Linked DNA regions of Homo sapiens: region 2 is linked to region 1. The links are chromatin contacts, found by Hi-C in ENCODE. All regions are on one chromosome and are shown on one strand. The core of a region is the stretch at or near the end of the contact, and the rest is flanking DNA. Distances in the headings are between cores, read along the strand shown. Region 1 holds the start of KATNAL1 (katanin catalytic subunit A1 like 1). Region 2 holds the start of BRCA2 (BRCA2 DNA repair associated).

Region 1 (4,435 bases), core at 1,245-3,744:
CTTTTCTACTACCTGTAATGTTTCCCCTCCCAGGTCCATTCTCTACACTGGGGCTGGAGTTATCTTTCTAAAATACAAATCTGACGCCACCACCACTCTAGCTAAAATTCTTCAATGACTGCCCTATATCAAGAAAAATTCTAAACTCTGAATATGGTGCCAAGTACTTTAAGATCTGGCCTCACCCACTAATTGCAAGTATTCTGGGATCCAGTCATTCAGAACTACCTAGCGTTTCCCAAATACAAAATACTGATTCTTCAATCTATCCTTTGCTTATTTTGTGCCATCCATTTGTCCTAGAATGACTTTCCTCATCATCACTCCAGTGAAAGCTTATTCAACTATTTTAACACAAGTTAAAAGTCAAATCACACTGAAGGCCTCCCCTGACTTCCTTAGACAGAGTCAGGATCTTTCTACTAAATGACAGAGAATGGTCAGTGCTTGAGATCAGGACCAGACCCACCTGGGCTGAAATCCCAGGTTCACACGTTACCAGCTATGATTTTGAGCAAGGCCTCTAAAGCCTGTTTCCTCATCTCTAAAAATCAGTAACTACTTCACCAACTGTTTTGAGGATTAAGTAAGGAGTTGCATGCAAAATACTCCTCACAGCACCTGACATATTCAATAAATGTTACTGTTATGTGATTATTTCCTCTGGGCTCCTAGAGCAACTTGCACTTATCTCTACCACACTACTGTGATGACAAGACTGCCCATGCAGGATACAGACTATCTTTTTTCATCTCTTTATTCTCACCACCTGGCATAATGCCTGGCACATAGGTTCCTAACACATTTTGAATGAATAAATAAAATACTTCAAACCTTATGTTGTATCACATAAGGCCTCAATTTTGTTTTCTACCTGTCTTACTAAACCTACTTTCCATCTCCTCCTTGTACAAAATTGCAACCTCAAGTAAAATTTACACAGGTCAACTTCATTTTAATTAAGAGAAAGTTTTATAGGATTTGTGGTCTTTTTGTTTTTAAACACACACACACACAAACTCACAATAATATCAACAATTCTCCAACTTACTCCATAAAGCAGCAAATTTCTAGGATGGTTATCTACCTATTAAAAAATTTTAAAGGGTCGTCAAGGAAGGTTTCGTAAATCTGTGTCAGCTTCCTTTACCAGCAAGTCTTTGAGTCAACTCTAAGGACTCAAGTGTACTCCTGAACATAAAAAATATATAAAGAATTAACTAAATAATTAAAACATGGTATTTTTCCTTCCGAAAACATGCTGAGAAATTCTGAATAACACTGGAATAATCAAAGAATTATTGCTGCCTACTGCTAAAAAAGTCTGTTTTTAAAAGTTACTAGTAATTTAAAGCTGAACTAATCAAAATATGTGTAGGCAGTGTTCAGGCTGGCAAGGGGGGGGTGGGGTGGAGCACTCATTTCACAACCTTGAACCTCAAGAAATAAAATTCAAAAATGCAAAAAGTTAAAAATGCCAGATACCACCATATAATCGCAATGACATCTTTTTATCTATTTCCACACTTAACCTTTAAACATTACTGCCCTTTGAGTAATTACCAATTGATGGGTTTAATATGCAAACACCTCTGAGCTACTTTAAAACAAACATGACTAACCCAGAAATAAACGTATCCAGGAAAGGAGAAAAACCTGTTAAAACACGGTTTCTCAGGTCTCACATCCAATGTGTGACATACATACGGTTCTGCACCGAAAGGCAGCAACCTGCGAGGGTCAGAGGCGCCGAAGACCCGAGGCCCTGCAGCTTGGGCGGCTGCTCATCCCTGAGACTGTGCAGGGCGGTGGCCCAGCCGGGGTGGGGCTGAGCGCTGCAACTGGGGCGGGCCCAGCTACAGGGCGGGAAGCCCGAGGCTCACCTCCACTTCCCTTTCCCAACGCACAGAGCCCAGGTCCGCGACCACTCAACAGCCCCCTCAAGACAAAGAGAGATTTTTTTTTCTGTCCCGGTCCGCTCAAAGTTTATCGGTCTTTCCCGGCGGTCGGGGCCGCCGGGCTTTGTAGTTCGCCAGTCCGAGCTACCCCACCAAGACCGCGAGCCCGAGGAGTCGCTGAACTACAATTCCCATGATGCACCGCGAGCCTGGCGCTCCCGCGCCCCTCCCCGTCCCCGCACGGGAGCCAGCGCCCGAGGAACCCCGCAGCCCACTGCCCTGGCGTCTCCGGCAGTGGGAGGCCGAGAGGGGCTGTTGGCTAGAGCCCTCCACCACCTGCTGTCTCGCCCTCGCCCCTTTCTCTCGGATTCATTACCCAGAAGGCGCAGGTCCGGGCACATTCAGCGATGCGGTCCAGATGGGGTGCGGGTGGGGCGCAGGCCGCCGCCGCCGCCGCCGCCGAGTCCGTTAGCTCGCGACGTGCGTGAAAAGGCGGCGGCGGCGTAGTGTTGCCATGGCAGCCGCGGCCGCGCGGTGGGCGCAGCGCGGGAGGGAGCGCGGGGGCTGTGAGTCCGCTCTGGGGCGGAGCTTGGGACTCCCGCCCAGGTTGCCGGGGGGAGGGAGGTGCAGCGGCGCGGGGTGGGAGAGCAGGGAGACAGTGACATTGAGGAGGACGTGTGGCCGACTGAGCTCTGGTCGTGCTTGATGAGCCTGCCTCCACTGCGTCCAGCCCCCGTGGCAGGGCACCTTCGTGCCTGCTGCTTTCGGAGGTGATGCCAGTGGCGTCGAAGGAGGGGGCACCCGGGGCGTCGCAGCGCCTTTCCCGCCGCCTGTCCAGGCGTCCGCCGCTGGGTCTGCCCCCAAGGGATGTGTGGATCCTACGCCACCTCTGTGTTTTTCTCCAGTCAAACCGAATTGAAGTCTTTCGCACCCCCTTTCTCCATTCTCTGGGGAGGGGGATAGAAGGGAATCCTTCGATAAGATGGAATGCATATGGCCTTTAGGATTATTCAGGAGGTTTTAGAATTTGCAAATGGCATTGCTTTCGACTGAATTTGGATTTATGCTGTTTCTTGGCAATCGTTTGTGGACTCTAGGATAAACAGGTTAAGAGCGTGGGCTTCTAAAACGAATTCTTAGTTCACGTCCTGCCCCTGTGCTTGGTAGCTGATGACCAGAGGCGCCTTTCTCACCTCTTAACGTTTTGATCTGCAAAAATGGAGATATCCATCTTGCAACTCTTGTAAGAAATACACGCATTAATACTGATGAAGCTCTATAAAACAAAGCTTAGCATTTAACAATAGCTATTAAATATTAATTATTTAATCAATAGTGATAAAAGTCAGAATAGTGGTTGGCTGTCGGGGAGGAGTTTGAGAGAATTTTTTGTAGTGATGAAAAAATTCTATAGCTAAGAGTTTCGGTTACAGAAGTATATGCACTTGTCAAAACTCTTGGAATGGGACATTTAAGATTTGTACATTTCACTGCATGTAAATTTACCTCAAAAGAGAACATAAAAATGTGTTGTTATTATTATTAGAGCTATAGACTCTAATGGAAACTACAGAGATATTCTAGGCCCAATCTCTAGATTTTATAGATGGGAAAACTGAGGCCCAGAAATTTAATAGAAAAAAAGAGGAAGGGGAGTGAATTCGTGACCTTGTCATTTTCTAGTAATGAATATCTCCTGAAAAATTATGGTTGAAAATAACAAAAATGGCTCCTGTAATCCAGCTGAGTCATCCTACCACAGAGATTTTCTTGAACTTGACTGAGTCCCTTATCCACCTTGTGGTGTTCCCCACGGCCAATGTCCTCTCAAGGATTGCACCGTCACTTCTGGCTCTCAGTTCTTGCTTTTCCTGAACACTTAGACCTCTCCACATATCACCTCTTACAACTCTCCTCTCTCTACTCCTGCTGACACATAATTTCGAAATCAGCCCCTTTTCTTTGGTTGTTTCTATAGCCAACTCTTTAGAAGGTTTGGAGCAGATAAGTGGTTTTAAATTAAGGATGCAAAAAACCTAAAATTAGAAATCCCTGCTCTTAAAAGTCCTTCAGTTCCTCCCATGATATTTTTATCCACCTACCACCTACCCCCATTTTTTCATCATAACCTGTAACCTCCCACTATTGTACCATCTTTCTGGTCCCATCTCTCCCCTCCTCTCCTCTCTTTATACAATACTTTTATTTCCATCTCCTAATCTGTGCCTTCATAGCTACCTGCCATTCCTAAACTGTTTACCAAAGTTTTTTCCTACACAAAGTAACTTCCCAAGAGGAACTCTGGAGCCAGCTATTAAAATAATATTTTTTCACATATGTATCCTCATATTCTATTTGATTCAGTCCACAGTGTAGCTGCTCAATAAATATTAAGCAGCTTACGTACATGACCTGTTGATATAGTTTGGCTGTGTCCCCACCCACCTCTCACTTTATTGTAATAATTCCCACCTGTCAAGGGCAGGGCCAGGTGGGGATAATTGAATCATGGGCGCGGTTTCACCCGTACTGTTCTT
Region 2 (4,435 bases), core at 527-3,026, 2.0 Mb after region 1:
GCTGCACTAGAAGAGAATAGGTGAGAAAGTCTATTATGGTGGAGCTAATAAGTTGCAAGTCCCTGGTACAAAGAGAACAAGAAACATAAAGGTATGGGGGGCTGTATAAAATGACAGAAAATGTTATTTCTGAGACTTGTGTGACATGCCACGGGTTCTCATTAGTCCACTCCTAGTGAGACACCCCTCCCCCACAAAAAGGGGACAAAGCATATTGTTCTGATTTATAGGGTAAATAAATCACAGGTTAGTTAAGTGTATGAAGTCAAATGGACTAGAATTCAAACCTGGGCCTTACTACCAGGCACATTACTTAACTACTTGATTCAGTATCCTCATCTGACAATACTGACCAATTTACAGGATTACTGTAAGATTAAACATGGTATTGCTTGAAAACCCAAAGCAGAATGCCTAACTCATAAAATGTTTGGTAAGTGGCAGCTGTTATTAGTAAGGATCACAGACGTATTTCTTTGCGAATTAGACTTAGAGCAAAAGCTTTAGAATCTATCTGCATTAGTAAGGCCTCCTTCTACAACTAAGGATTACTGATTATCAAACTAAAATGGTCCCTAAGGAACCAAGCGGAGCCCACCCTTTTCCTAATCCAAGGTTGCTTCTGTTTACTGCTCAAGCACCTTCTGGAAGCAGCAAGGCCCCCATGGGAGCAACTCTCACTGAATCCATTTGAAGGTTTTGTAGGTCTTACAACAAACCCTATTCAGCCTTGTATTAGGCATGTTACAGAACCAACGAATTCGGAGATGAAGTCAGGTCTTCCAGTTCAGCCTGCGAGGAAGACAGGTGATCCGAATCCTAAGAATGCAAAAGATGGGCCGGGTGTGGTGGCTCATGCCTGTAATCCCAGCGCTTTGGGAGGCCGAGGCAGGCAGATCACCTGAGGTCGGGAGGTTGAGACCAGACTGACCAACAACGGAGAAACCCCGTCTCTACTTAAAAATGCAAAGTTAGCCGTGCGTGGTGGCCCATGCCTGTATTCCCAGCTACTCGGGAGGCTGAGGCAGGAGAACCACTTGATCCCTGGAGGCGGAAGTTGCGGTGAGCGGAGATTGCGCCATTGCACACCAGCCCGGGCCACAAGAGCGAAACTCCGTCTCAAAAAAAAAAGCAAAAGATACTACCAAGCCCTGCGGAGCAAGGTACCTCACACTTCATGAGCGAGTTAAGATGGGTTTCACAATTTTTCAAGCAAGGAAACGGGCTCGGAGGTCTTGAACACCTGCTACCCAATAGCAGAACAGCTACTGGAACTAAAATCCTCTGATTTCAAATAACAGCCCCGCCCACTACCACTAAGTGAAGTCATCCACAACCACACACCGACCACTCTAAGCTTTTGTAAGATCGGCTCGCTTTGGGGAACAGGTCTTGAGAGAACATCCCTTTTAAGGTCAGAACAAAGGTATTTCATAGGTCCCAGGTCGTGTCCCGAGGGCGCCCACCCAAACATGAGCTGGAGCAAAAAGAAAGGGATGGGGGACTTGGAGTAGGCATAGGGGCGGCCCCTCCAAGCAGGGTGGCCTGGGACTCTTAAGGGTCAGCGAGAAGAGAACACACACTCCAGCTCCCGCTTTATTCGGTCAGATACTGACGGTTGGGATGCCTGACAAGGAATTTCCTTTCGCCACACTGAGAAATACCCGCAGCGGCCCACCCAGGCCTGACTTCCGGGTGGTGCGTGTGCTGCGTGTCGCGTCACGGCGTCACGTGGCCAGCGCGGGCTTGTGGCGCGAGCTTCTGAAACTAGGCGGCAGAGGCGGAGCCGCTGTGGCACTGCTGCGCCTCTGCTGCGCCTCGGGTGTCTTTTGCGGCGGTGGGTCGCCGCCGGGAGAAGCGTGAGGGGACAGATTTGTGACCGGCGCGGTTTTTGTCAGCTTACTCCGGCCAAAAAAGAACTGCACCTCTGGAGCGGGTTAGTGGTGGTGGTAGTGGGTTGGGACGAGCGCGTCTTCCGCAGTCCCAGTCCAGCGTGGCGGGGGAGCGCCTCACGCCCCGGGTCGCTGCCGCGGCTTCTTGCCCTTTTGTCTCTGCCAACCCCCACCCATGCCTGAGAGAAAGGTCCTTGCCCGAAGGCAGATTTTCGCCAAGCAAATTCGAGCCCCGCCCCTTCCCTGGGTCTCCATTTCCCGCCTCCGGCCCGGCCTTTGGGCTCCGCCTTCAGCTCAAGACTTAACTTCCCTCCCAGCTGTCCCAGATGACGCCATCTGAAATTTCTTGGAAACACGATCACTTTAACGGAATATTGCTGTTTTGGGGAAGTGTTTTACAGCTGCTGGGCACGCTGTATTTGCCTTACTTAAGCCCCTGGTAATTGCTGTATTCCGAAGACATGCTGATGGGAATTACCAGGCGGCGTTGGTCTCTAACTGGAGCCCTCTGTCCCCACTAGCCACGCGTCACTGGTTAGCGTGATTGAAACTAAATCGTATGAAAATCCTCTTCTCTAGTCGCACTAGCCACGTTTCGAGTGCTTAATGTGGCTAGTGGCACCGGTTTGGACAGCACAGCTGTAAAATGTTCCCATCCTCACAGTAAGCTGTTACCGTTCCAGGAGATGGGACTGAATTAGAATTCAAACAAATTTTCCAGCGCTTCTGAGTTTTACCTCAGTCACATAATAAGGAATGCATCCCTGTGTAAGTGCATTTTGGTCTTCTGTTTTGCAGACTTATTTACCAAGCATTGGAGGAATATCGTAGGTAAAAATGCCTATTGGATCCAAAGAGAGGCCAACATTTTTTGAAATTTTTAAGACACGCTGCAACAAAGCAGGTATTGACAAATTTTATATAACTTTATAAATTACACCGAGAAAGTGTTTTCTAAAAAATGCTTGCTAAAAACCCAGTACGTCACAGTGTTGCTTAGAACCATAAACTGTTCCTTATGTGTGTATAAATCCAGTTAACAACATAATCATCGTTTGCAGGTTAACCACATGATAAATATAGAACGTCTAGTGGATAAAGAGGAAACTGGCCCCTTGACTAGCAGTAGGAACAATTACTAACAAATCAGAAGCATTAATGTTACTTTATGGCAGAAGTTGTCCAACTTTTTGGTTTCAGTACTCCTTATACTCTTAAAAATGATCTAGGACCCCCGGAGTGCTTTTGTTTATGTAGCTTACCATATTAGAAATTTAAAACTAAGAATTTAAGGCTGGGCGTGGTGGCTCACGCCTGTAATCCCAGCACTTTGGGAGGCCGAGGTGGGCGGATCACTTGAGGCCAGAAGTTTGAGACCAGCCTGGCCAACATGGTGAAACCCTATCTCTACTAAAAATACAAAAAATGTGCTGCGTGTGGTGGTGCGTGCCTGTAATCCCAGCTACACGGGAGGTGGAGGCAGGAGAATCGCTTGAACCCTGGAGGCAGAGGTTGCAGTGAGCCAAGATCATGCCACTGCACTCTAGCCTGGGCCACATAGCATGACTCTGTCTCAAAACAAACAAACAAACAAAAAACTAAGAATTTAAAGTTAATTTACTTAAAAATAATGAAAGCTAACCCATTGCATATTATCACAACATTCTTAGGAAAAATAACTTTTTGAAAACAAGTGAGTGGAATAGTTTTTACATTTTTGCAGTTCTCTTTAATGTCTGGCTAAATAGAGATAGCTGGATTCACTTATCTGTGTCTAATCTGTTATTTTGGTAGAAGTATGTGAAAAAAAATTAACCTCACGTTGAAAAAAGGAATATTTTAATAGTTTTCAGTTACTTTTTGGTATTTTTCCTTGTACTTTGCATAGATTTTTCAAAGATCTAATAGATATACCATAGGTCTTTCCCATGTCGCAACATCATGCAGTGATTATTTGGAAGATAGTGGTGTTCTGAATTATACAAAGTTTCCAAATATTGATAAATTGCATTAAACTATTTTAAAAATCTCATTCATTAATACCACCATGGATGTCAGAAAAGTCTTTTAAGATTGGGTAGAAATGAGCCACTGGAAATTCTAATTTTCATTTGAAAGTTCACATTTTGTCATTGACAACAAACTGTTTTCCTTGCAGCAACAAGATCACTTCATTGATTTGTGAGAAAATGTCTACCAAATTATTTAAGTTGAAATAACTTTGTCAGCTGTTCTTTCAAGTAAAAATGACTTTTCATTGAAAAAATTGCTTGTTCAGATCACAGCTCAACATGAGTGCTTTTCTAGGCAGTATTGTACTTCAGTATGCAGAAGTGCTTTATGTATGCTTCCTATTTTGTCAGAGATTATTAAAAGAAGTGCTAAAGCATTGAGCTTCGAAATTAATTTTTACTGCTTCATTAGGACATTCTTACATTAAACTGGCATTATTATTACTATTATTTTTAACAAGGACACTCAGTGGTAAGGAATATAATGGCTACTAGTATTAGTTTGGTGCCACTGCCATAACTCATGCAAAT

What was found. Hi-C counts contacts between places; a loop is a spot of excess contacts on that map. Pooled maps may share reads with other maps.
Region 2: a map of CD8-positive, alpha-beta T cell shows a loop between it and region 1 (15-fold over the local background). The contact joins the promoter of BRCA2 here to the promoter of KATNAL1 in region 1. A Hi-C loop is called at or near these places in 1 of 168 maps with a recorded cell type or tissue (CD8-positive, alpha-beta T cell), 1 of 37 single-sample maps with no recorded cell type and 6 of 50 pooled maps.

Annotation. Positions count from the first base shown.
Region 1 is chr13:30,305,057-30,309,491 of GRCh38, forward strand. KATNAL1 (katanin catalytic subunit A1 like 1) reads right to left here and starts at 2,495. Exons shown (of 11, transcript NM_032116.5): 1 at 2,275-2,495. RefSeq lists silencers at 2,130-2,239, 2,270-2,499.
Region 2 is chr13:32,313,732-32,318,166 of GRCh38, forward strand. BRCA2 (BRCA2 DNA repair associated) reads left to right here and starts at 1,777. Exons shown (of 27, transcript NM_000059.4): 1 at 1,777-1,936; 2 at 2,691-2,796. The coding sequence starts at 2,730. It overlaps ZAR1L (zygote arrest 1 like), which reads right to left and starts at 1,632. Exons shown (of 6, transcript NM_001136571.2): 1 at 1,584-1,632; 2 at 599-819. RefSeq lists a silencer at 828-1,048, a cis regulatory region at 1,167-1,233, a promoter at 1,562-2,058 and an enhancer at 2,167-2,436.